2 separate regions of the Homo sapiens genome follow, and region 1 is linked to region 2. Evidence: read pairs that join two places in POLR2A ChIA-PET (ENCODE). Cell type or tissue: GM12878. All regions are shown on one strand. Links, peaks and the distances in the headings refer to the core of each region. The heading gives the core; the rest is flanking DNA. Region 1 overlaps SLC33A1 (solute carrier family 33 member 1). Region 2 overlaps GMPS (guanine monophosphate synthase).

Evidence for each region. ChIA-PET counts read pairs that join two places held together with the same protein. Peaks named below come from ENCODE experiments on the same cell type or tissue, not always from the same donor. Only the 100,000 strongest peaks of a DNase experiment are listed, where the experiment ranks them.
Region 1: POLR2A ChIA-PET joins it to region 2 with 11 read pairs; 3 of 35 experiments call an interaction of 5 or more read pairs at or near these places.

Annotation. Positions count from the first base shown.
Region 1 is chr3:155,836,188-155,848,798 of GRCh38, forward strand. SLC33A1 (solute carrier family 33 member 1) reads right to left here. Exons shown (of 6, transcript NM_004733.4): 2 at 6,245-6,432. Among named protein-coding and RNA genes, the nearest start is that of SLC33A1, 12 kb to the right of the region's middle. In GM12878, for the core only: no CTCF peak of the experiment used is centred there; no DNase peak of the experiment used is centred there; H3K4me3 peaks cover 1,359 bases; H3K27ac peaks cover 239 bases.
Region 2 is chr3:155,904,622-155,917,232 of GRCh38, forward strand. GMPS (guanine monophosphate synthase) reads left to right here. Exons shown (of 16, transcript NM_003875.3): 5 at 1,539-1,642; 6 at 6,071-6,264; 7 at 6,493-6,658; 8 at 9,798-9,949; 9 at 11,398-11,571. Among named protein-coding and RNA genes, the nearest start is that of GMPS, 40 kb to the left of the region's middle. RefSeq lists a silencer at 3,600-3,866. In GM12878, for the core only: no CTCF peak of the experiment used is centred there; no DNase peak of the experiment used is centred there.

The DNA of each region.
Region 1 (12,611 bases), core at 2,543-10,542, 68 kb before region 2:
GCAGCAGAATCGCTTGAACCTGGGAGGTGGAAGTTGCAGTGAGCCAAGATCGCGCCACTGCACTCCAGCCTGGTGACAGAGTGAGACTCTGTCAAAAAAAAAAAAAAAAAAAAAAAAAAAAAAAAAGGAAAGAAAGAAAAAAAGAAAGAAAGAAAAATTATAAATAGTATACACGGTAACTTCTTGGAATAGAGCCAAAGAAAATTTCACCATAAAAAAAATTAAAGGTAACATATATTTCACTTAAGTCCAGAAAATAATTTCACTTACATTTTACTCATTCCCTTTGTAAAAATAAGACATACAAACTGACTTTAATGTTTAATCTTAAAATGTTAAAAAAGTCTTAAAAGTTATATAGTAGGAGATATTTGTAATACACATATCTAATAAAAGACTCAAATTCAAAATATATTTTAAAAAGTTTGGTCTGGCACAGTGGCTCATGCCTGTAAGCACAGCACTTTGGGAGGATGAGGCGGGAGGATTGCTTCAGCCCAGAAGCTCAAGACCAGTCTGGACATCATAGTAAGAACTCTTTTCTACAAAATATTTTTTTTAATTTACTGGGCGTGGTGGTGGCACATGCCTGTACTTGGGTGACTGAGGTTGGAGGATCACTTGAGCCCAGGAGGTCAGGGCTGCAATGAGCTGTGATGGTGCCACTGCACTCCAGCCTAGGTGACAGAGACCTCATCTCAAACAACGAAATCTAAACAGAAACAACAACTTTACAAATTTAAAGAAAAGGGCAACTTTGGATATTCAAATGGTCAATAATCACATGAAAAGATGCTCAATTTCTTTTGTCATTAGGGAAATTCAAATTATGGCAATAACAAGATGCCATTACACAACCACCAGAAAGGCTAAAATTAAAAAGATGATATACACCAGGTGCAGTGGCTCACGCCTGTAATCCTAGCACTTTGGGAGGCCAAGGTGGGTGGATCACAAGGTCAGGAGATCGAGACCATCCTGGCTAGGTGAAACCCCGTCTCTACTAAAAATACACAAAATTAGCTGGGCGTGGTGGTGGGTGCCTGTAGTCCCAGCTACTTGGGAGGCTGAGGCAGGAGAATGGTGTGAACCCAGGAGGCAGAGCTTGCAGTGAGCCGAGATCGCGCCACTGCACTCCAGCCTGGGGGACAGAGCGAGACTCCGTCTCAAAAAAAAAAAAAAAAAAAAAGATAATATATGTGTTTTCAAGGATGTGAAACTCCTTAAAATCAGAACTCTCTTACACTGCTGGTGGTAGGGAAAATTGGAACAACCACTTTGGAAAACTATTTGGCAGTACAAAATACTATGCATCTTCTATGAACCAGCAATTCTATTCCTATATATTTACCAATGAGAAATGTGCACCTATCTTCACCAAAAGTCACGTATGTGAATGTTTGTAGAAACACTACACATAATAGCTCTAAAAATCTGTTGATAGAATGGATAAATTGTGGCATATCCATACAACGGAATACTATACAGTAATGAGATAAACAAACTATTGCTATAAATAAAAATATGGATAAATTCCACAAATATAATATTAAGCAAAAGAACATATGCATCAAACATAAAAATATATATTGTATAGTCCATTAATATATAATTCAAAAGGAAAGAAAATTAATCTGTAGTATTAAAAGTTAGGAGATATGTTATTAGGGGGGAAGTTTAAAAGAAGAAAACAGTATTATAGACTTTGTAATTGAAGTACCTCCTTATATATTGCTGGAGACAGTATAAATTAGTATAACCTTTTGAAAAGCAATTCAGCAATCATATTACATTCATTGACCCACTAATTGCCTGCTTAATAATCTATTGGCTGGCCAGGTGCAGTGGCTCACACCTGTAATCCCAGCACTTTGGGAAGGCCGAGGTGGGCAGATCACCTGAGGTCGGGAGTTCGAGACTAGCCTGACAAACATGGAGAAACCCTGTCCCTACTAAAAATACAAAATTAGCCGGGCATGGTGGTGCACGCCTGTAATCCCAGCTACTTGGGAGGCTGAGGCAGGAGAATCTCTTGAACCCCGGAGGCAGGGGTTGTGGTGAGCTGAGATCATGCCATTGCACTCCAGCCTGGGCAACAAGAGCAAAAATCCATCTCAAAAAAAAAAACTTAAAAAAAAAAAATCTATTGGCCAGCCTGTATAGCAAAATGAGACCCCCATCTCTACAGAAAATGTAAAAATTAGCTGGGTGGGTCAGGCGTGGTGGCTCACGCCTATAATCCCAGCACTTTGGGAGGCAAAGGCGGGCAGATTGCCTGAGCTCAGGAGTTCGAGACCAGCCTGACCAAAATGGTAAAACCCTGTCTCTACCAAAAATACAAAAATTAGCCGGGTGTGGTGGTGCACACCTGTAATCCCAGCTACTCCGGAGGCTGAGGCAGGAGAATTGCTTGAACCCGGGAGGAGGAGGTTGCAGTGAGCAGAGATCCCACCACTGCACTCCAGCTTGGGCAACAGAGAGAGACTCTGTCTCAAAAAAAAAAAAAAAAAAAATTAGCTGGGTGAGGTGGCAAGCAGCTATAGTTCTAACTACTTGAGAGGCTGAGGTGGGAGTCTGGCTTAAGCACAGGAGTTTGAGATTACACTGAGTTATGACCATGCCACAGCACTCCAGTCTAGACGACAGAGCAAGACCTCATCTTAAAAAAAATAAAAAATAGGCCGGGTGCGGTGGCTCACGCCTGTAATACTAGCACTTTGGGAGGCTGAGGTGAACAGATCACCCACCTGAGGTCAGTAGTTCAAGACCAGCCTGGCCAACATGGTGAAACTCTGTCTCTACTAAAAATACAAAAATTAGGCCAGGTGCAGTGGCTCACACCTGTAATCCCAGCACTTTGGGAGGCCGAGACGGGCAGATCACCTGAAGTCGGGAGTTTGACACCAGCCTGATCAACATGGAGAAACCCCATCTCTACTAAAAATAAAAATGAAAATAAAAATAATTAGCCAGGCATGGTGGTGCATGCCTGTAGTCCCAGCTACTCAGGAGGCTGAGGCAGGAAAATCGCTTGAATCCAGGAGGCAGAGGATGCAGTGAGCCAAGATCATGCCATTGCACTCCAGCCTGGGAAACAAGTGAAACTCCGCCTCAAAAAAAAAAAAAAAAAAAAAAAAAAATTAACCATTTCACTCCAGCCTGGGCAACAAAGCGAGACTCTGTCTCAAAAAAAAAAAAAAAAAAAAAAAAAGTCTACTGGAAGGAAATATCCAGAAAATCACAGACTTATGCACAAAAATATTTGCTAGTGCATTTTTATAATTTAAAAACATAAGCAAAATAGACAACAGAAAAATGAGATTACGGAAAATTTAAATTTAACACACTAACTATATCATGTAGCTACTAACAAGTATGTTTTCAAATATGTAATGCTATAGAAATGTTTGGTATAAGACAAAGAGAAGATAAAAAATTATATATGATTCAATTTCACTTTTAAAGTAAATAAATAAGTAGGCCGGGCATGGTGGCTCACACATGTAATCCCAGGACTTCGGGAGTCTAGGCAGGTGGATCACTTGAGGTCAGGAGTTTGAGACCAGCCTGGCCGACATAGTGAAACCCCGTCTCTTCTAAGAATACAAAACTTAGCTGGGTATGATGGTGTGTGCCTGTAATCCCAGCTACTCGGGAGGCTGAGGCAGAATTGTTTGAACAAGGGAGGCAGAGGTTGCAGTGAGCAGAGATCGCGCCACTGTACTCCAGCCTAGGCAACAGAGTGAGACTCAGTCTCAAAATAAAATAAAATAAAGTATATGAGTAAATAAATATATGAAGTATACGTATACACACATACATGCACACACACATATATAGGGAAAAAAGGGAGTTTCAAAGGAAATATACCAAGAAGGTCAATACTGTTTTTTTTTAATTAATTTATTTATTTATTTTGGGGATGGAGTCTCACTCTGTCACCCAGGCTGGAGTGCAGTGCGTGATCTCGGCTCACTGCAACCTCCGCCTCCCGGGTTCCAGCGATTCTCCTGCCTCATCCTCCCGAGTAGCTGGGCTTACAGGCGCCTGGCACCACACCCAGCTAATTTTTGTATTTTTAGTAAAGACGGGGTTTCACCATGTTGGCCAGGCTGGTCTCGAACTCCTGGCCTCAAGTGATCAGCCCACCTTGGCCTCCCAAAGTGCTGGGATTAAAGGCGTGAGCCACCACCTCCAGCAAATACTGTTTATCTTAAATGAAAAATTATTAAATCATATAATTAGATAATATTGTTTGGCCAGGTGGGTGGATCACCTGAGGTCAGTAGTTCAAGAACGGCCTGGTCAACAGGGTGAAACCCTCTCTTCATTAAAAGTACAAAAAAATTGCCAGGCGCGGTGGCTCATGCCTGTAATCCCAGCACTTTGGGAGGCCAAGGATAGATCACCTGAGGTCAGGAGTTCAAGACCAGCCTGACCTACATGGAGAAACCCCATCTCTACTAAAAATACAAAATTAGCTGGGCCTGGTGGCATGTGCCTGTAATCCCAGCTACTTGGGAGGCTGAGGCAGGAGAACCGCTTGAACCCGGGAGGTGGAGGTTGCAGTAAGCCGAGATAGGGCCATTGCACTCCAGCCTGGGCAATAAGAGTGAAACTCCATCTCAAAATAAACAAATACAAAAAAATTAGCTGGGCATGGTGGTGCACACTGTGGTCCCAGCTGCCCGGGAGACTGAGGCAGGAGAATCGCTTGAACCCAGGAGGCAGAGGTTGCAGTGAGCTGAGATTGTGCCACTGCTCCCAGCCTGGGTGACAGAGCGAGACTTTGTCTCAAAAAAAATATATATATATATTGTTATGCTCCTTGAACTTTTCATATTTTCTGAACTTTCCATTCTTTTTTTTTTTCTTGAGACCCCTGTCTCAAGAGAAAGACAGACCCCTGGCTCTGTTGCCCAGGCTGGAGTGCAGAGGCATAGCCATGGCTCACTGCAAACTCCACCTCCCAGGCTCAAGCTGTCTTCCTACTTCAGCTTCCCAAGCAGCTAGCACTCCAGGCACATGCCACCATACCCAGATAGTTTTTTTATTTTTTGTTTTGCCATATTCAGGCTGGTCTTGAACTCCTGAGCTCAAGAGATCCTCCTACCTTGGCTTCCCAAAGTGCTGGGATCACAGGCATGAGCCAGCACATCTGGCCTTCTTTCTATCATTAAGAGGAAAAAACACTCACTATTTAAAATGAAAACAATGAGGCTAATGGTTCCTTCAAAACTGTCAAAAGATAGGTGCAAAGTGTTTATATACATAGATTTAAGTATATAAAATGAAAATCCTATAAGATTGCAGATTTCAGAAATATTAACTCCAACACTAGCAATAGTTCACTGTAACAAAATATACTTACCTTATTCTAGCCTAACATGTTAAAAATATTTTTAGAACTATAAAATTGAGACACCTTAATATAGAATAAAAGTCACCAGTAATCCCCGTTTCTCGTATAATTTTCCTTTCAGTACTTAAATAATTCAATGGATTTTTAAAAAATTGACTTCTAATACTCATATACTTCTATATCTTTTTATTTATTTATTTATTTATTTATTATTTTGAGACAGAGTCTCGCTCTGTCGCTCCAGCTAGAGTGCCGTGGTGCTATCTCGGCTCACTGCAACCTCTACGTCCTGGGTTCAAGTGATTCTCCTGCCTCAGTCTCCCAAGTAGCTGGGACTAAAGGCACGTGCCACCATGACCGGCTGATTCTTGTATTTTTAGTAGAGACAAGGTTTCACCATGTTAGCCAGGCTGGTCTTGAACTCCTGACCTCCGGTAATCCACCTGCCTCGGCCTCCCAAAGTGCTGAGATTACAGGCTTGAGCCACCACACCTGGCCCTATATCTTTTTACGTCACACTCTTAGTAAATAATTGTATTACTACAACATTAAATGTATACTCATTATAAGAAGACAGAGCTATTGATTTTTAAAGATATTAATCTCCATTCCAAGCATTAATATCATTAAGGTTCACATTTACTAACAGTTCTCCAATGGACATAATTCTTTACAATACTCCAAGACATTTAGCTTACTTTAAAATTAAAGTTGATATCATTACATCTTTTCAAATACATTTAATAAACAGAAAATATTGTTTTTCATTGTTAAATTCTAATGGTAGTGGAAAGGGACCTGTGATATGAAAAAGGCATTGTAAGTATTCCATGATATTGATACTTATAAGAAAATGATAAATTTGATTTATAAATCTCTTACCTTTGCAGTTAGAATCAGAAGGCAAAATGTCAGAACTGCTGGCATTTTTATAATTGCAAAAAGCAGCTTGTAAGTATCTGTGATCCCTTGTGTTTCTTCTTTTACTACTGATACTTCGTTTTCTTTTTTCAGAAGGGCAACCAATGTTGTTGTTATTAAAAATACAGTTCCCCAGAAAAAAAGGAAATCTGAAAATGTTTTAAATCTATAATTAATTTTTAAAATTACATAATTTCATTGATACTAAATAATTCTATATACAATAACTTTCAATTAAAATGTTATTTAAAAAATTAGCCAAGTACAGGTGCTCATGCCTGTAATCCTAGCACTTTGGGAGGCCAAGGTGGGAGGATTACTTGAACTCAGAAATTCAAGACCAGCCTGGGCAACATAGTGGGACCCTATCCCTACAAAAAATAAGAAATTAGCCAGGCTTGGTGGTGCACATCTGTAGTCCCAGCCACCTGGGAGGCTGAGGACTACCTGAGCCCAGGAAGTGGAGGCTGCAGTGAGCTGTGATTGTACCACTGCACTCTGGCATGGCCAATAGAGTGAGACCTTGTCTAAAAAAAAAAAAAAAAAAAAAAAGTCAACATTTAGGTACCTCTTTATTATATTCAAGGCATTGTACCAGGCACAGCAAATGAACAAAACAGTCCTGACTCTTAAACGTAGAGACCCAAAATAGGTGACAACAACAACCAAAAAGGCAGGGGGTGGTGAGACATTACATTTAGTGTACAACTGAGTTGAATGAACAAAAGCCTATCATGTCACTTTATTCAAGGAAAGTGCTAGGGGTGGGAAATGATTTTCATATCCCCTAAGATCCATCAGTTACATTTCTTATATACCCAAGCCTTTTCAGTTCTTTATTAAATTTGACAACAGGTGATTATTTACATCAGATTTTCTACCTTATATTTTTAAACTTTCTAATGCTTTCAATCTGTTTAAGAATAACCTTCTCATCTCAATAATATGATATAAAAGGCATTTGCTCACACTCGTAGGTGCAGAATGAGGACCCATGAAGAGTACTGTCTGGGTTGTTTCAGTGAAAGATAGTTGAGCCATTAGCTATCACCTTGAACAAATTTAGTGGAGGGAGTAAATAATGGTCTGGAAGATTCTGCTAAACAGCTAAAAATAATAGTAATAATGGAGGTATCATTTATTGAGTGCATACAACGTGACAAAAATATGCTAAGCATTTTACATGTATCAACTCCTTTACTTCTACAGCCCAATAGATCCTTTACTTCACCAGCCCAAATTTACAGGTGAACAAACTAAGGCTTAGGGAAGTCAAGCTGTCCAAGTTACATTCTAAGTCAGTGGTAAAATTGTGATTTCACACCTTATAAGTACAACTAATTTCAAAACTTGTATCTCATTAACCACCCTGAGAATTGCATTTCAGTTTGCCACTAGAAAACTTATTAGATAACCCTGTCTCAGTTTCTTCATCTGTAAAAGAAGATTTGGCTAGAAAATCCTTGCATTATAGCTCAAACATTCTAGACTTGTGCTCCATTTTAGATGCTTTTACTTTTTATTTTATGGTGTATGTGGCACAACTGATCAAGGACCCTAAGTCACCTCTTCTCAAAAACAATTAGAATATTCTTCAGTCAGGGTTTTTCCTTAGATTGAATCTTGCTCTTGCTGCTGTGCTCACTGAAGGTGATCACTACAGTTTGAACCTCACTTACGAGGCAGAAAGACAGCATTATTTGTTTAGATCAATTTCGCCTTGGTATTTAAATATTCCTTTCTTATATGTTATCTCATTTGATTCTCATAGCAAACAGGATAGGCTAAGCATGTGTTATTATTAAATACAGACGAGGAAAAGAAACTCAGAATACTTAAATATTTACCAAAGGTAAAAATCACTAAGAGGCAGAGGCAGAGGCAGAACTTGAATCTCAACCTCCTGAAGTTGAGTCTTACATTCTTTTCATAATTTTACACTGCCTACATAAAGGTATATATATATATATATATATATATATATATATTTTTTTTTTTTTTTTTTTTTTTTTTTTTGAGACGGAGTCTCACTCTTGTCAGGCTGGTGTGCAGTGGTGCAATCTCAGCTTACTGCAACCTCCACCTCTCGGGTTCAAGTGATTCTCCTGCCTCGGCCTCTGTAGTAGCTGAGATTACAGGCATGTGTGCCACTTTACCCAGCTAATTTTTGTATTTTCAGTAGAGACGGGGTTTCACCATGTTAGCCAGGCTGGTCTCGAACTCCTGACCTCAAATGATCTGTCTGCCTTGGCCTCCCAAAGAGCCAGGATCACGGGTGTGAGCCACCACGCCCAGTATAAAATAACATCTTAACATAATTTCTAGCATTTTGGAATCTGGTTCGAAAGGAATGAACAATAATGTATTAATAACATTATCCTTATAAGTGAGGCTAATGTCCACTTTTTTTTAAGTAATAAATGTTTAATCAAATAATTTTACATATTATTAACAGCATTCACTTGGCATGTCCACTATTTTTGCATTCTTAATTCCATCTGCAAAATGAGATGAATAATGACTTCTTTAGAGTTTCACGTACAATACTATTCTCATTGAGCAGGGTTTTGGTCATCATCTGTTTTAAAACAGTTGTTTAACAAGCCCTGAAAAAAAAATAATTTTCACTGTCACCAAAATTCCAATTAATGTTAAGCGAAAAGTAAAAGTTTTCCAGTTATATAAGACTTAAGTAGTTCCATTTTTCTAGGCAAAAGAATTGTAAATTTGTTTAGCATAGTCTACCAATTTTAATAAACACAGTCCATCTAAAATTTAAATTCCTTGATACCAATACCAAGAGAAAAAAGAAGAAGAAACTACACAGGTTTCAGCAATGTTTGCAGATAAGATTATTTCTTTTTTTCTTTTTTTGAGACAGGGTCTCACTCTGTCACCCAAGCTGCAGTGCAGTGGTGCAAACTTGGCTCACTGCAGCCTTGACCTCCTAGGCTCAAGTGATCCTTTTGCCTCAGCCTCCCAAAATGTTGAGATTACAGGTGTGAGCCACGGTACCCAGACAAGGATATTTCTAATTTCTTTGTGCTTTGAGGAGAAAATACATAAAAAGAAGGAAGTAGTGACAATGGGTCAGTCACAAAGCCCTAATTCAAAGGGTTTCCATCTCTCGCACATGCAGAAGAATGAAAAAGCCAATAGTTCAGAGAGGCCAGGAAATATATTAAGAAGTTTTATGAACACAATTATCACAAATCAGACCAATGTTGATAGATGATAGCCAGTAGTCTTATTAGACTTATTAACATTGCTTTGATGCTAGAGACATCCATAGCCTGTTATGCCAACAACCATAAAGAAACATTACTACCAAAAACATGGAAATATTTCATTATTAACATTTTGGTTAATTTTGATTTATGTATTTTATCATTATTACCAAAAATATGGAAATATTTCATTATTAATATTTTGGTTAATTTTGATTTGTGTATTTTATAAACTTAAGCATACATGGTATATAAATGTATGATCAAGATATCAAAGCTGATGTTCAAGTTTCATAAACATGATTTCCGAGTAAAGACCTAAAAAACAGACTAAATATTCTGAAGTGGCTGCAAGATCTTGTCCAGTGCTTTCACGAATGCAGAAATTAAGAGCATGTAACAATTCATTAGTAACCAATAAAGGTACAATAGCTCGCACCTGAGTGTCTATTATAAGATCTGGGAAAAAACAGAGGACATCTCATTTAAATCCCAAAATCACTTTCCAAGATAGGCATTATTACTCCTACTTTATATACAAGGAAACAGAATCACAAGCCAGAAAGTGCCAGAAATGGCATTCAAACTGCGGTCTAGTTCTAAAGCAAGAAATGTTTTCCATTATGTCATCCAGATACTCAGATACACCCACAGCAAGTAAGCTCTCTTTTCTATCAACTGGACACCACTGAGAAAAAAGGTTCATATTTTAGCTCCAACCATGAGGTCTGGAACATAGATATTTTCCCACACTTCCTTTTTTTTTTTTTTTTGAGACTGAGTTTCGCTCTTTTTGCCCAGGCTGGAGTGCAATGGCACAATCTCAGCTCACCGCAACCTCCACCTCCCAGGTTCAAGTGATTCTCCTGCCTCAGCCTCCCAAGTAGCTGGGATTATAGGCATGCACCACTACCCCAGCTAATTTTTGTATTTTTAGTAGAGACGGGGTTTCTCCATGTTGGTCAGGCTGGTCTTGAACTCCTGACCTCAGGTGATCCACCCACCTCGGCCTCCCAAAGTGCTGGGATTACAGGCATGAGCCACCGTGCCTGGCTCCCTCACTTCTTTAAACTGACTACTTGTATTCCCCCTTCTCACCTCTGTCTCCCCATATGGTGATATGCCAAAGGAAATTCAAATGCACAGGATAAACAAACTTGGTGTGTCTTCCTAAAGAATTCATTTTATTCAATAAATTATAGGGAGATTACTTTAATGAGAATAAATAGGCTGGGCGTGGTGGCTCATGCCTGTAATCCCAGCACTTTGGAAGTCAGAGGCAGGTGGATCACTTGAGGTCAGGAGTTCAAGACCAGCCTTGCCAACATGGTGAAACCCTGTCTCTACTAAAAATACAAAAAGTAACCAGGCATGGTGGCACATGCCTGTAATCCCAGCTACTTGGGAATCTGAGGCATGAGAATCGCTTGAATCCAGGAGGCAGAGGTTGCAGCGAGCCGAGATTGTGCCACTACACTCCAGCCTGGATGACATGGCAAGACGCTGTCTCAAAAAAATAAAAAAGGAATACAGTTTGTTTTTCTGAGAATGTAGGGTAACATTTTAAGCCTAGACATGAATGCTAAAGAATGTATTATAGCCTATGTAAGAATACCTGGTCTATCTAGAAATGGGTCAATTAGTCTTTTCCAAATTCTAACAGGCATTTTGAGTCATATAAATTATGTGTTCTGAAAGCAGGACAAAGAAATTTGTCATCAGGTAGGAATTAATAGTCCTGCTTTCTAATTTAAAGCATCAATGTCGCTGGGCACGGTGGCTCATGCTTGTAATCCCAGCACTTTGGGAAGCTGAGGTGGGCGGATCACCTGAGGTCAGGAGTTCGAGACCAGCCTGACCAACATGGTGAAACCCCATCTCTACTAAAAATACAAAAAAAATTAGGTGGGCATTGTGGCGTGTGCCTGTAATCCCAGCTACTTGGGAGGCTGAGGCAGGAGAATCGCTTGAACCTGGGAGGCAGAAGTTGCAGTGAGCCGAGATCACGCCACTGCACTCCAGCCTGGGTGACAAGTGCAAAACTCCGTCTCAAAAAATAAATAAATAAATAAATAAATAAATAAATAAAGCATCAATGTCTTACAAATACTGTTTTTATTGTCATTAGTTTGGTTAGATTCATACTTATAGCATCAACTTTTTCAAAGCAACACTTTCTCTCATTTATTCCTGTATGTGCGTGCCTATTTATAAACAAACTGATTTATAAACTCTAATATCTTTAGCTTCCTTCTCTGTCATTAAACCGTCTTGCTCCCTGCTCCTAAACCCAAATACACTGCTCCCTATTCCAATCACTTCTAATTGTTACTACTGCTGCTAGAGGAGAGGGCCTCAATTACCAGTTTACAGGCTAGATCTGGCCTGAAGACATAGATTAGATAGATGACAGATAGAGAGATGATAGATGAGACAGATTTTTTTAAAGATGGGTCTTGCTATGTTGCCCAGGCTGCAGTGCAGTGGTTATTCACAGACACTATTATAACGCATTGCAGCCTCGAACTCCTGGCCTCAAATGATCTTCCCATCTCAGCCTGTCAAGTGGCAGGAACTACAGATGCGTGCCACTGTGCTCAGCTAAAGACATGTTTTTATATGAGCCTAAGAAGTGTTTGTAAAATTAGGAAATAAAAAAGGAATTTCTAGTTTCTCTTGAATATGCCTAAGATCTAGCAATCTTGCCGGGCATGGTGGCTCCCACCTGTAATCCAAGCACTTTGGGAGGCCGAGGCAGGCAGATCACAAGGTCAGGGGATTGAGACCATCCTGGCTAACATGGTGCAACCCTGTCTCTACTAAAAATACAAAAAATTAGCAGGGCATGGTGGTGGGCGCCTGTAGTCCCAGCTACTCGGGAGGCTGAGGCAGGAGAATGGTGTGAACCCTGGAGGTGGAGCTTGCAGTGAGCAGAGATCGCACCACTGCATTCCAGCCTGGGCAACAAAGTGAGACTCTGTCTCAACAACAACAAAAAAAGAAGATCTAGCAATCTTGGGATCCTATTGTCACAAAACTACAACTTACTAGAGTTGACGCTCCTCACCTTTAGAGGGGCATGGATTTCTCAAATTATCTCT
Region 2 (12,611 bases), core at 2,197-10,196:
AAAAGCCAAGGTTGCTCAAAATAATTTTTTAAACTGAAGTTACTCATTGTCAAAATGAGTTTGAAATCCAGTGCTTGTTCAGCTTCATAATGGAGAGGTGTTGACACTTACATTCATCCTTATTTCATGTGACTCATCTTGAGAAACATTTCAGGAATCTTGTATGTGATATACCAGAAGAAGCTTTAAACATAAAGATTTGGTTAAGATTTGACATTTTTCTGTCTTTCTAGTTCTAAAATTCTGGGACTCTATCACAACCTATACTATTCCTAAACAACAATGTCAACAACAAACCCCAAAATATCTTTTTGACATTAATGTACTTTATCTTCTTGCTTTATTTTTAATTTACATTTTTATTCCTTAGTATTATTTATTATTTATTTTGTAATTTAATTTAATTTTTTTTTTGAGACGGAGTCTCACTCTGTCGCACGCCCAGGCTGGAGTGCAGTGGCAAGATCTCGACTCACTGCAACCTCCACCTCCCGGGTTCAAGTGATTCTCCCACCTCAGTCTCCCAAGTAAGTGGGATTACAGGCAAAATTTTTTGTGTTTTTAGTAGAGACGGAGTTTCACCATATTGGCCAGGCTGGTCTTGAACTCCCGATCTCAGGTGATCTGCCTCGGCCTCCGAAAGTGCTGGGATTACAGGCATGAGCCACCGCGCCTGGCCGTTCCTTATTATTATTTAATATCGAGTTCTTAGTCAGATTTTCCATAACGTAAACAGTATATTTTTATGGTTGATTTGTTTGAATCAGGGTCCAGAGAAAGTGTACACATTACATTTGATTAATGTTACTTAAGTCTCTTAAGTAACACTTACTTAACTAAGTTTCATTAATTTGTTTGGCACTAGAGGTCCACATTGGTACTGGGTTGTAATTGTTTCTAGGACTTTCAGATAACAGAGTTGGGCAGTACCTAGTCTTTTAGAATTGGGAAACAGAATCATTAGTGTATACTTATTTCCAGTTAAAATGAAAGATTATAGGGTTTTTACCTAACTCTTTTGATTTTGTATCTCCCTACTCTTAAGCTGAAAATGTTGATTACTAATTATTTGTTTTAACCTACAGTATGCCTGTATCTATATTGTACTTACAGTTACAGGATAACAGTTTCAGTACTAAGTCCTATTACTACTTACATAAGACTACCGAATGAAGTGTTAAGGTCTTTGAAATACCTCTGTTCTTAACATAAATCTCAACAGATATATAATGTTGAAATTATTGTTCTGTAATCTCTTGAAATTATTCCTGTGTGTCTGGTTATACTACCAACTTCATATATTTATTTGTTCTAGTTTCCTTCCAATTTTTATGGATTGCCTTTTTTAAGGTCTAAGGTTTTTTATTGGCTTTATTTGTAATGGACATAATATTTGAATTCTAGCAGTATTCCATTGTCACTTTTTTTTTTTCTGTTTTTCTAATCATGTATGGCAAGCTTGTGTTTCTAAAACAAAAGAACCCATGAATCATGTTTTTAATTAAGATATTTGTGTGTTTTATTTTTTGTATGTTTAGGGGCCTTCAGAAGGAAGAAGTTGTTTTGCTTACACATGGAGATAGTGTAGACAAAGTAGCTGATGGATTCAAGGTTGTGGCACGTTCTGGAAACATAGTAGCAGGTGAAAATTCTAAAAATTTTGCAGAGTTCATTTAAAAAACTTTATCTGAAGAGTAAGCATATGCTTCTGTATGAGGTACTCTTTGATTTTTCCTTTTTCTTCTGATTTTTCTTCTCTTTTTTTTAAAGATAATAATGAATGTAGGATTAACTGTTATGAAGGGAATTTAATAATAGGAGGATTATCCAGAAGTCTCTCACTTACTGGTTTACTGGTTTGCTTTGAAATACGTTGAAAAATGTTCATCCTAATATAAGCTTTTCAAACATAAAACACTATACTTTTGTAACTCAGGAAAAATTTGAGAACTCGCTGTCTTCATACTATACTATATTCAGAGTTACTTGTCTTTTATTCCTTTCTTAGGTGTACATAGCCCATAGCACCCAAATAAGTACTCAAGACATTTCCCTGAACCAGGGTTGGCAAACTGTGACTTGTGGGTCAAATCTAGTCTTTTGCCTTTTTTTAATGTCCAGGAGCTAAGAATGATTTTTACATTATTAAAGGGTTATAATAAAATACAGGGACTGTGTATGTTGCACAGAGCCCAAACTATTTACTCTCTAGTCCTTTGCAGAAAGTTTGCTGACCCATGCTCTTAAACCATTTTGTTCTCTAATTTTTTGAGGAAGGGGAATTGACTTTCTGGCTGTTTGGGGTTTTGACTTGCTTACCTGAATAATGTAAATGGTCACTAATATTCCTGGAAGTTAGTAAAAGAAAAAGGTGGGTTTATCACTAAAGTTCTCTTTGAGATACCACACCTAAATAATAAGTTGAAAAAAAGATTTGTCATGGACATGCTGAATTTAGTAATCTGCCTGCTGTTACTTAACAGACATTAGCATAATGTATGCTAATATGTTAGCATAGGAATGCCCAAGAATGGTTTTATACTAAAAGTTTTTTACTTCATAAAAAAAGATCAACAGTGGTAGATAAGCTTGTGTATTTTTATTCATCCAACAAACATTCGAGTACCTATTATGTGTCATGCACAGTTCTAGGTGTCAAGGATTTAGCAATGAATAAAATAGGCCAGGTGCGGTGGCTCTCACCTATAATTCCAGCACCTTGGGAGACTGGAAAGTGGATAGCTTGAGGCCAGGAGTTCAATCCAGCCTGGGCACCATAGTGAGACCCCATCTCTACATAAAAATAATTTTAAAAAAATTAGCCAGGTGTGGTGATGCACATTTGCAGTCCTAGCTACTCAGGAGGCTGAGGTGGGAGAATCATTTGGCCCTAAGAGATCATGACTGCGGTGAGCTGTGGTTGTGCCCCTACACTCCATCCTGGGCAACAGAGCAAGACCCTCTCTCCTAAGAAGAAAACAAAACCCAAAACCAATATAGCAAAAATGCTTGTTTAACACTGGAAAAAGGGAAAGTAAACAATAAAGAAATACAGAATATGTCAGAATCAGATAGTGTTTACATTGAAAAAATGGGGGAAGAGGGTATTCTGGAATATGTGTGATTAGGGTTGTTGCAATTTTATAGGCTATTCAGGGAAGGCATTCCTATAAGATGACATTGGACATGAAGAAAATAAGTGCTAACCTTTTTGGATATTTGGGGAAAGAGGAAACAGCAGTACAGAGATCCTGGGTGGGGACCATATTTGAGGAGCAGCAGGAATCCATGTGGTTGGAGCAGAGTAAGCATGGTGGGGAGAGTGAAAGAAGGTGAAATTAGAGAGGTAGTTGGATGCCAGAACACAGGACCTTTGGGCCACTGCAATACTTTGGCTTTACTCATAGTGAGGTGGGGTTTTAAGTGAAGGAGAGATGTGATCTAATTTAAGGATTAAGCTGTGATGAGGAGAAAAGATACAGGGTGAAAGAGAAGCAAGAAGACAAGCTAGGAATTTATTGTAGTAATCAGGAGAGAGACAGCGTTGTCAGGATCAGGATAGTAGTGATAGATGCAGGAGGAAGATAAAGGGGAGGGTACCTGGAGAATCTCCCACCAGCCTGCCTACTGGGAGAACAGGGTGGGGCCACAGGAAGTTCTCACCCTTTGCAGGAGGGAGGAGCCTGGCCTTTCCTGTTCCTGTGTGGTGACCTCGGATTCAATCTGTGAGATGGGGGCCTGTTAACAGGAAGCCTTCTCACTTTGCTGAGAGTTTTTTTCCCTTTTTCTCAATAAATTCCATTCCCCCTTACCCTTCAAAGTGTCTGCGTGCCTAACTTTTCCTGGTCATGTGAAAAGAACCCGGTTTTTTCTACAGCAGTAGAAGAGGAAGTTGTTAGGACCAGGGTGGCAGAGATAGAAGTTGTCAGGACTAGGGTGATAGAGGTAGACATTGTTAGGAGTGATTGGATTCCACTGTTTTGAAGGCAGAGACAGAGGATTTGCTGTTAGATTGAATATGGAGTGGGGAAGAAAAAGTAGAATCAAGTTTTAGCTCCCAAGTTTTTTTGCCTGAGGAACCAAAAGGAAGATGTTTCTATTTACCTGATTGGAAAGACCTCAGGAGTTTGAGTTTGCATATTAAATTCAAGATGGTTTATTAAACATCAAAACAAAGGTGCTGAGTAGGCAGTTGTATATATGAGCCTGGACTTTAGAGGAGAAAACTGGGCTGGAGGTATAAATTTGGGGGTTTACCAGCATACAGACAGAATTTTAAGGTGATGAGAGTATGAGATCTCTTAGAATATTTAGAAAAGAGATTTAAGGGCTGAGGACTGAGTAACTTCCATGTGTAGAGGTGGGCAAGATGAAGAGGAACCAGCAAAGAGATTCAGAAGGAATAGACAGTAAAATAAGTGAACCAAGAGAGTGGTATGCTGAGAGCCAAATAAAGTGTGAAGTACTGTGGTATAGTAGAATGAGTATGAGTTTGGGAGCCTGTCAGGCCTGATTTAGTTACTTAATTACCTGAGAGTTCATACAAGTTTCTTGATATCTCAGAGCCATAAAATAGGAGTAACACATGCACATGTAAAATACCTAGCCTAACATCTATTGCCCCATAGGTAATATTTGCCAGAAACACATTTGTCAAGTAGTTGAATATATTTTTGTGGTTAATAGTAGTCAAGAAAGAAACAGTATATTCTGACAAGTCTAATATATGAGATTCTTTTAATATAAGAACTTGGTAGCTGTACAATGCATTTGAAAGCCATGTGCAACTGAGAACCAAAATTGAATTATCAATGCACTAGATAGACAAGGCAACTGAAGTAACTTGGGTGGAGAGGTGAGAATACTGTGAAACAATCTCTATGTGGGACTTAATGTACGTCCTATACCTCATTAATTGCTGTGTCAAGAAAGACCTTTATAAAGAAAGGTTATAGCAATGTAGTTTTTGTCTTTGTTATGTATTTCCTATTCCTATAGCTAAAAATCTACTGAGACATACCAGTTTTAACATTTATAGAGGAAGAAGGCTGGGTGCAGTGGCGCACACCTGTAATCCCAGCACTTTGGGAGGCCGAGGCAGGAGGATTACTTGAGCCCAGGAGTTCAACAGGCAACAAGATAAAACCCCATCTCTTCAAAATATTTAAAAATTAGCTGAGTGTGGTGGCATGCACCTGTTGTTCCAGCTACTCAGGAGGCTGAGGTGGAAGGATCACTTGAGCCCAGGAGATCGAGACTATAGTGAGCTATGATTACACCTCTGCACTCCAGCCTGGGTGACAGAGCAGTAAATACCCTGTCTAAAAAATAAAATAAAATAGGCCGGGCGCAGTGGCTCACGCCTGTAATCCCAGCACTTTGGGAGGCTGAGATGGGCGGATTACAAGGTCAGGAGATCAAGACCAGCCTGGCCAATATGGTGAAACCCTGTCTCTACTAAAAATATAAAAGAAATAAGCCGAGCGTGGTGGCACACACCTGTTGTTCCAGCTACTCGGGAGGCTGAGGCAGAAGAATAGTTTGGACATGGAAGGCAGAGGTGACAAGTGAGCCAAGATCGCACCGCTGCACTCCAGCCTGGGCAACAGAGCGAGACTCCGTCTCAAAACAAAACAAAACAAAAAACAAACAAACAAATAAAATTGGCTGGGAGCAGTGGCTCATGCCTGTAATCCTAGCACTTTGGGAGGCTGAGGCAGGTGGATCACTTGAGGCCAGGAGTTTGAGGCCACCAGGCCAACATAGTGAAACCCTATCTCTACTAGAAATACAAAAAATCAGCTGGGCGTGGTGGCACACGCCTGTAATGCCAGCTACTTGGGAGCCTGAGGCATGAGAATTGCTTGAACCCAGGAGGCAGAGGTTGCAGTGAGCCGAGATCATGCCACTGCACTCCAGCCTGAGCGACAGAGCAAGACTCTGTCTCAAAAAAAAAAAAAAAAAAAAAATGAAACCATAGAGGCAGAGATTGTGAGAAATTAATTGTGGTTATTGCTTGAGTCTTTTCAGCATGAAAAAATTTTAATTTGTGACTATTTTCTCTATAAAGGCATAGCAAATGAATCTAAAAAGTTATATGGAGCACAGTTCCACCCTGAAGTTGGCCTTACAGAAAATGGAAAAGTAATACTGAAGAATTTCCTTTATGATATAGCTGGATGCAGTGGAACCTTCACCGTGCAGAACAGAGAACTTGAGTGTATTCGAGAGATCAAAGAGAGAGTAGGCACGTCAAAAGTTTTGGTAAGCAAATTATTATCTGGAAGTCTACAAATTTATATCAATAATATTGGAATCCAGGAGTTAGAGTCCTCAACACAGCCCTTAAATGTTCTACAGTTTTAGAGTGCTTTTCCAGTTACCATACATATCTTTGGTATAAATAGCACTTTTAGATAAAGATTTAAGCCAATAGTGTTTATTTTCTTTTTGCTTGTTTTGCTCATTTTGATTTTTCATTTTACCCCGTAGGTTTTACTCAGTGGTGGAGTAGACTCAACAGTTTGTACAGCTTTGCTAAATCGTGCTTTGAACCAAGAACAAGTCATTGCTGTGCACATTGATAATGGCTTTATGAGAAAACGAGAAAGCCAGTCTGTTGAAGAGGCCCTCAAAAAGCTTGGAATTCAGGTCAAAGGTATTGAAGAACCTCAGAAAAGTTAACTTACATGTTAGGACTTGTTTAATCAAATCTAGTCTTATGGTTTAAATGAGCACAATTACAGTTTTCTCAGTATGCTCAAGGTTGAAAATGTTTTTTATTTTTACAATTACCTCTGGTGTAAGAGAGGTCTCAGTATAAATTTTTAAACTATTGATTCTGCTAATTTAATACATAGATTGATAAATTAACATTTTCTAGCTACTGTTCAGTTCTCTTCTAGTCATTCACTTTTAAAATTATCTTTTCCTGGCCAGGCGCGGTGGCTCACGCCTATAATCCCAGCACTTAGGGAGATCAAGGTGGGTGGATCACCTGAGGTCAGGAGTTTTGAGATCAGCCTGGCCAACATGATGAAACCCCATCTCTACTAAAAATACAAAAAATTAGCCAGTCTTGGTGGTGGGCGCCTGTGATCCCAGCTACTCGAGAGGCTGAGGCAGGAGAATCACTTGAACCTGGGAGGTGGAGGCTGCAGTAAGCAGAGATCATGCCACTGCACTCCAGCCTGGGCAACAAGAGCGAAACTCCATCTCAAAAAAAAAAAAAAAAGAAATTATCTTTTCCCACTCTATTTAATGATATTTATGTACGAGGCTACCCAAGCCCTCCTCAGGTATGGGTATACAGATTATTTTGCAAACAGAAAAGCTTATTGTGGGAGAGGTAAAGATTCTATACTTTTTTTTTAAAGGGCCACTAGTAAACTTCTTAGTCCTTAATAACATTTACTTTTGTAGATACCTTTTATACTTTTTAAAAACAAGGTGCAATTGATAGTTATAATGAAATGAGGTCAGTAGTTTAATGATAAAAGTTATTGTACATATTATGGAATTAATTGGAATTGATACCAAAAGGCTGAATAAAATGAAGACTTGTAGGTAAGTATGATGTGAACATGAGTCTATTTTTTTGAAACTTCTCTAAAATAACAGTAAAAGCATAAAACAGTGTAATACCTTAAGGATGTGGGATAGAGGAGATGACAGAAGACAGATGGTTTCAATAAAGTGTTGGAAAGTGGAAAGCAGATGGGTAAAGGTGGATTTTCTCTGTTTAAGCTAGGGGGGTCTCTCCCAACATCCTGGGAAGGTCCCCAATGGTATCTTCACATGGTGATAGGTTTTTGTGAAATTTGCAAGATATTTTGATAATTTGTAGTTGTTTATTTTCTTTCAACTCTGACTTGTTTTCTGTTAGGTGGTGCTGGAATAGCTGTGGGCATTTTGAAATCAGGCTAAGACAAAGATGAGCTGGGGATGTGCTTAGTATGGGTTTAGTGGTATATATGTGATTTGCAATTATTTCTGTGTATAGTTAAGTACTTGTTAGCCATCCCAGTATAACTTAAGATTTTTAGTATCTTATTTGTTATTCTGGTTCTTGAAGGAGTCCTTCAAATTGTAAAACTTGGATCTGTCCCTGGTAACTGACATAGCAGAATGGAGGAATTCACAACCTTGGGGTGGGGTGGGAAGGAAGCCAATAAAAAGCAAGCTGATTTGTGCTGTAGACTTCTGGGGAGGCTCAGGAATTTGAAGCATTGGGTTCTTTTTGGGACATTGGTCTCTGGGTTAGCCTAAAACAGGGATTAGTTAAAAATCTGAGAAGCAGATCCTTTTCCTTAGCACAGGAGCAAACTGTGCTCTCCTTCCCCATCAGAACACTGTGGATGTATTCTCTAGAGGGGCTAAACGAGAGGTTCTGGGCTTGAGCCTACTAATACCAGGCATAGTTGAGGGTGGAGGTAAGACTCTACATTAAGAACAGGATTAAGTAAAATTCTCTATGCTGAATGGTGATTCCCTCTTCCTACCACTTCCTCTGTTTAACTGCCAGAATGCCAATAGGCAGGAGAGTAGATATGTCTTCTCTGGGTAGTTGACCAGGTACAGGAAAGACCTACAAATTCACTGGCTTTTCCACAATGAAATAGCCAGCTGCCTTGTCATCTTACGGTGAAGGCCTCCAGTAGCTAAGTTTTATTAGCAAATAGAGATCTTAGTTTTTAGTTTCTTGTCATTAAATAAAAAGCCAAGGATTGTTAAATGTATGTTCATAAATATTAGTTTTACAAGACACTAGGGTGTGATTCCAACAGCTTTGACTCCGTTTAGGAGCCGGTGCTTTTGACTTCTTTGGGGCTAAGCTTCTTGCTGTGGCTTCTGCTTGTTGCTCTGGTGAAGCACTGAAGAGAGGGAAAACAATCAGCATAAATTTTTTTTTTTTTTTTGAGACAGAGTCTTGTTCTGTTGCCCAGGGCAGAATGCAGTGGCACAACCTCGGCTCACTGCAACCTCTGCCTCCCAGGTTTAAGCAATTCTCTTGCCTCAGCCTCTGAGTAGCTGGGATTGCAGACATGTGCCACTACGCCCCACTAATTTTTGTGTTTTTAGTAGAGATGTGGTTTTGCCATTTTGGCCAGGCTGGTCTCACACTGCTGACCTCAAGTGATCCACCCAACTTGGCCTCCCAAAGTGCTGGTATTACAGGTGTGAGCCACCGTGCCGGCCCTAATCAGCATAATTTGTGATGTCATGGCCCTAGATCTAAATGCCAGGAGATTCTCACAGAAACAAAATTTAATGAGTGCCTGTATCTGAATTCTGTTACTCAGGATTTATTGATAGTTCTTTTTCTTTTCTTATTTTTTTTTTGGGGATGGAGTCTCTCTCTGTCACCCAGGCTGGAGTGCAGTGGCACAATCTCTGCTCACTGCAAGCTCCGCCTCCCGGGTTCACACCATTCTCCTGCCTCGGCTTCCCAAGTAGCTGGGACTACAGGCACCCGTCACCACACCCAGCTAATTTTTTGTATTTTTAGTAGTGATGGGATTTCACCATGTTAGCCAGGATGGTCTTGATCTCCTGACCTCGTGATCCACCTGTCTCGGCCTCCCAAAGTGCTGGGATTATAGGCATGAGCCACCGGGCCCGGCCAATAATTCTTGAATATTGATAGTTTATTGAAATTTGTAGGCAGATTTAGGGGAGATCAAAGGACTGCTCTTCAGACTGGGAAAGAAATAGCTTTTCTTTCTGTATTTTGACTTGTTATTTTTGATTAAAAAACATGTTATACCAATTTAAAACGCTTCTCCCCTTTCCTCCAGTGATAAATGCTGCTCATTCTTTCTACAATGGAACAACAACCCTACCAATATCAGATGAAGATAGAACCCCACGGAAAAGAATTAGCAAAACGTTAAATATGACCACAAGTCCTGAAGAGAAAAGAAAAATCATTGGGGATACTTTTGTTAAGGTACCTTTGTTTTTAATATCCTCAACATGTACTATTTTTGATGTGAATCTTAGTATTTGTTTTTCCTTGTCACTATATCAAATAACCAAATTAGCTAATTTTAATCCTTTTTCTTATGTGGCTGAGAGTTTTATTGTATATTGTCATTATATTGACCAGTAGAAACTGTTTTATGTTTTTTTGTTGTTGTTTGGTTTTTTTTTTGTTTTTTTGAGACAGAGTCTTGCTGTGTCACCAGGCTGGGCTGGAGTGCAGTTGCACGATCTCGGCTCGCTGCAACCTCTGCCTTCTGGGTTCAAGTGATTCTCCTGCCTCAGCCTCCTAAGTAGCTGGGACTACAGGGGTGCACCATCATGCCCAGCTAATTTTTGTACTTTTAGTAGAGACGGGGGTTTCACCATGTTGGCCAGGTTGGTCCGGATCTCCTGACCTCATGATCCGCCCGCCTCAGCCTCCCGAACTTCTGGGATTACAGGTGTGAGCCACTATGCCCAGCCAACTGTTTTATGTTTTAATAAACATGTTTGCCTACATTGCCAGGCTATTATTTTAAGAATAGATGTCTTTAAGAGTAGATGTATTCAGCTTATCATAGACTTTAATTCATTGATTATCTCAATGGCTAATTTCAAGCTCTTGAATGGAATGTTCACATACCTTTGTTTTTGTTTTTTTTTTTTTTTGGAGGCGGAGTTTTGTTCTTGTCACTCAGGCTGGAGTACAATGGAGCGATCTTGGCTCACGGCAACTTTCACCTGCTGGGTTCAAGCGATTCTCCTGCCTCAGCCTCCCGAGTAGCTGGGATTACAGGCATGCACCACCATGCCCAGCTAATTTTTTTCTTTTTTTGAGATGGAGTCTCACTCTGCCGCCCAGGCTGGAGTGTAGTGGTGCAATCTTGGCTCACTGCAAACTTTGCCTCCAGGGTTCAAGCGATTCTCCTGCCTCAACTTCCTGAGTAGCTGGGATTACAGGCGTGTGCCACCATGCCCGGCTAGTTTTTGTATTTTTAGTAGAGACGGGGTTTCACCATGTTAGTCAGGCTGGTCTCAAACTCCTGACCTTGTGATCTGCCTGCCTTGCCTCCCAAAGTGCTGGGATTACAGGCGTGAGCCACCACACCTGGCCACTAATTTTGTATATTTAGTAGAGATGGTGTTTCATCATGTTGGCCAGGCTGGTCTCGAACTCCTGGCCTCAAGTGATCCACCCCACTCAGCCTCCCAAAGTGCTGGGATTACAGGCGTGAGCCACTGTGTTTGGCCTCATGTACCTTTTTGAATCGTGTTAGAGGACATGTTCATTAAGGAGTTTATTTTGGAGATTGGTGGATTTTATTTTCTGATCAGTATTTCTAAAGGACTCTAAGAGATTTAGCTGAAAGTATAAACTTTTGCTTTTAAAAAAAGTTATCTCTTACAAGGCTGTTTTACTCCTGTTGATTATAGATTGCCAATGAAGTAATTGGAGAAATGAACTTGAAACCAGAGGAGGTTTTCCTTGCCCAAGGTACTTTACGGCCTGATCTAATTGAAAGTGCATCCCTTGTTGCAAGTGGCAAAGCTGAACTCATCAAAACCCATCACAATGACACAGAGCTCATCAGAAAGTTGAGAGAGGAGGTAAAAGTTTATGAAAACTTTTTCATAAAGTAGATACATGGAAAGTCTTCCATTCTTCCCTCCTCTTCCCTCTAATATTCACAGAATTGCATAACCATCACCACATCTAATTTTAGAACATTTTCCTTACCCTAAAAAGGAACCTTATACCCATTAGCAGTCACTCCTCGTTCTACCTGTTGTTGTCATTGTCATCCTGCCCCCACCCCCCAGCTCCTCCTTTCCTCCTTTCTTGCCAGCCCTAGGCAATTACCAACCACTAATTTATTTTCTGTCTCTATAGATTTGCTTATTTTGGGCATTTTATATAAATGGAATGGTACAATATGTGGTCTTTTATGACTGGCTTCTTTTACTTACCGTAATGTTTTCAAGGTTCATCCATGTTGCTGCATGTATCAGAACTTTATTCCTATTTATTGCCAGATAATATTCCATCTTATGGGTATAATGCATTGTATTTATCCTTTGATCAGCTGATGGGCTTTTGGGTTATTTCCACTTTTTGGCTGTTATAAGTAATGCCGCCATGAATACTGGTCATAAGTTTTTGTGGATATGTGTTTTTATTTCTTTTGGTATATGCCTGGGAGTAGAATTGCTAGGTCTTAAGGTTTAACATTTTGATGAATTGCCAAACTATTATTTAAAATGATGATACAATTTTACATTCGCACTAGCAATCTATGAGATTCAAATTTTTCCACATCCTCACCAAGACTTGTTGTTATCTCTTTTCTTATTGTAAAAAACACATAACATAAAGCTTACCATCTTAACTCTGATTTTTTTTTTTTTTTGAGACAGAGTCTCACTCTATTGCCCAAGCTGGAGAGCAGTCATGCGACCTCGGCTCACTGCAACCTCTGCCTCCCGGTTCAAGAGATTCTGCTGCCTCAGCCTCTCAAGTAGCTGGGATTACAGGCATGCGCCACGAGGCCCGGCTAATTTTGTATTTTTAGTAGAGATGGGGTTTCACTATGTTGGCCAGGCTGGTCTTCAACTCCTGACCTCAGGTGATCCGCCTGCCTCTGCCTCCC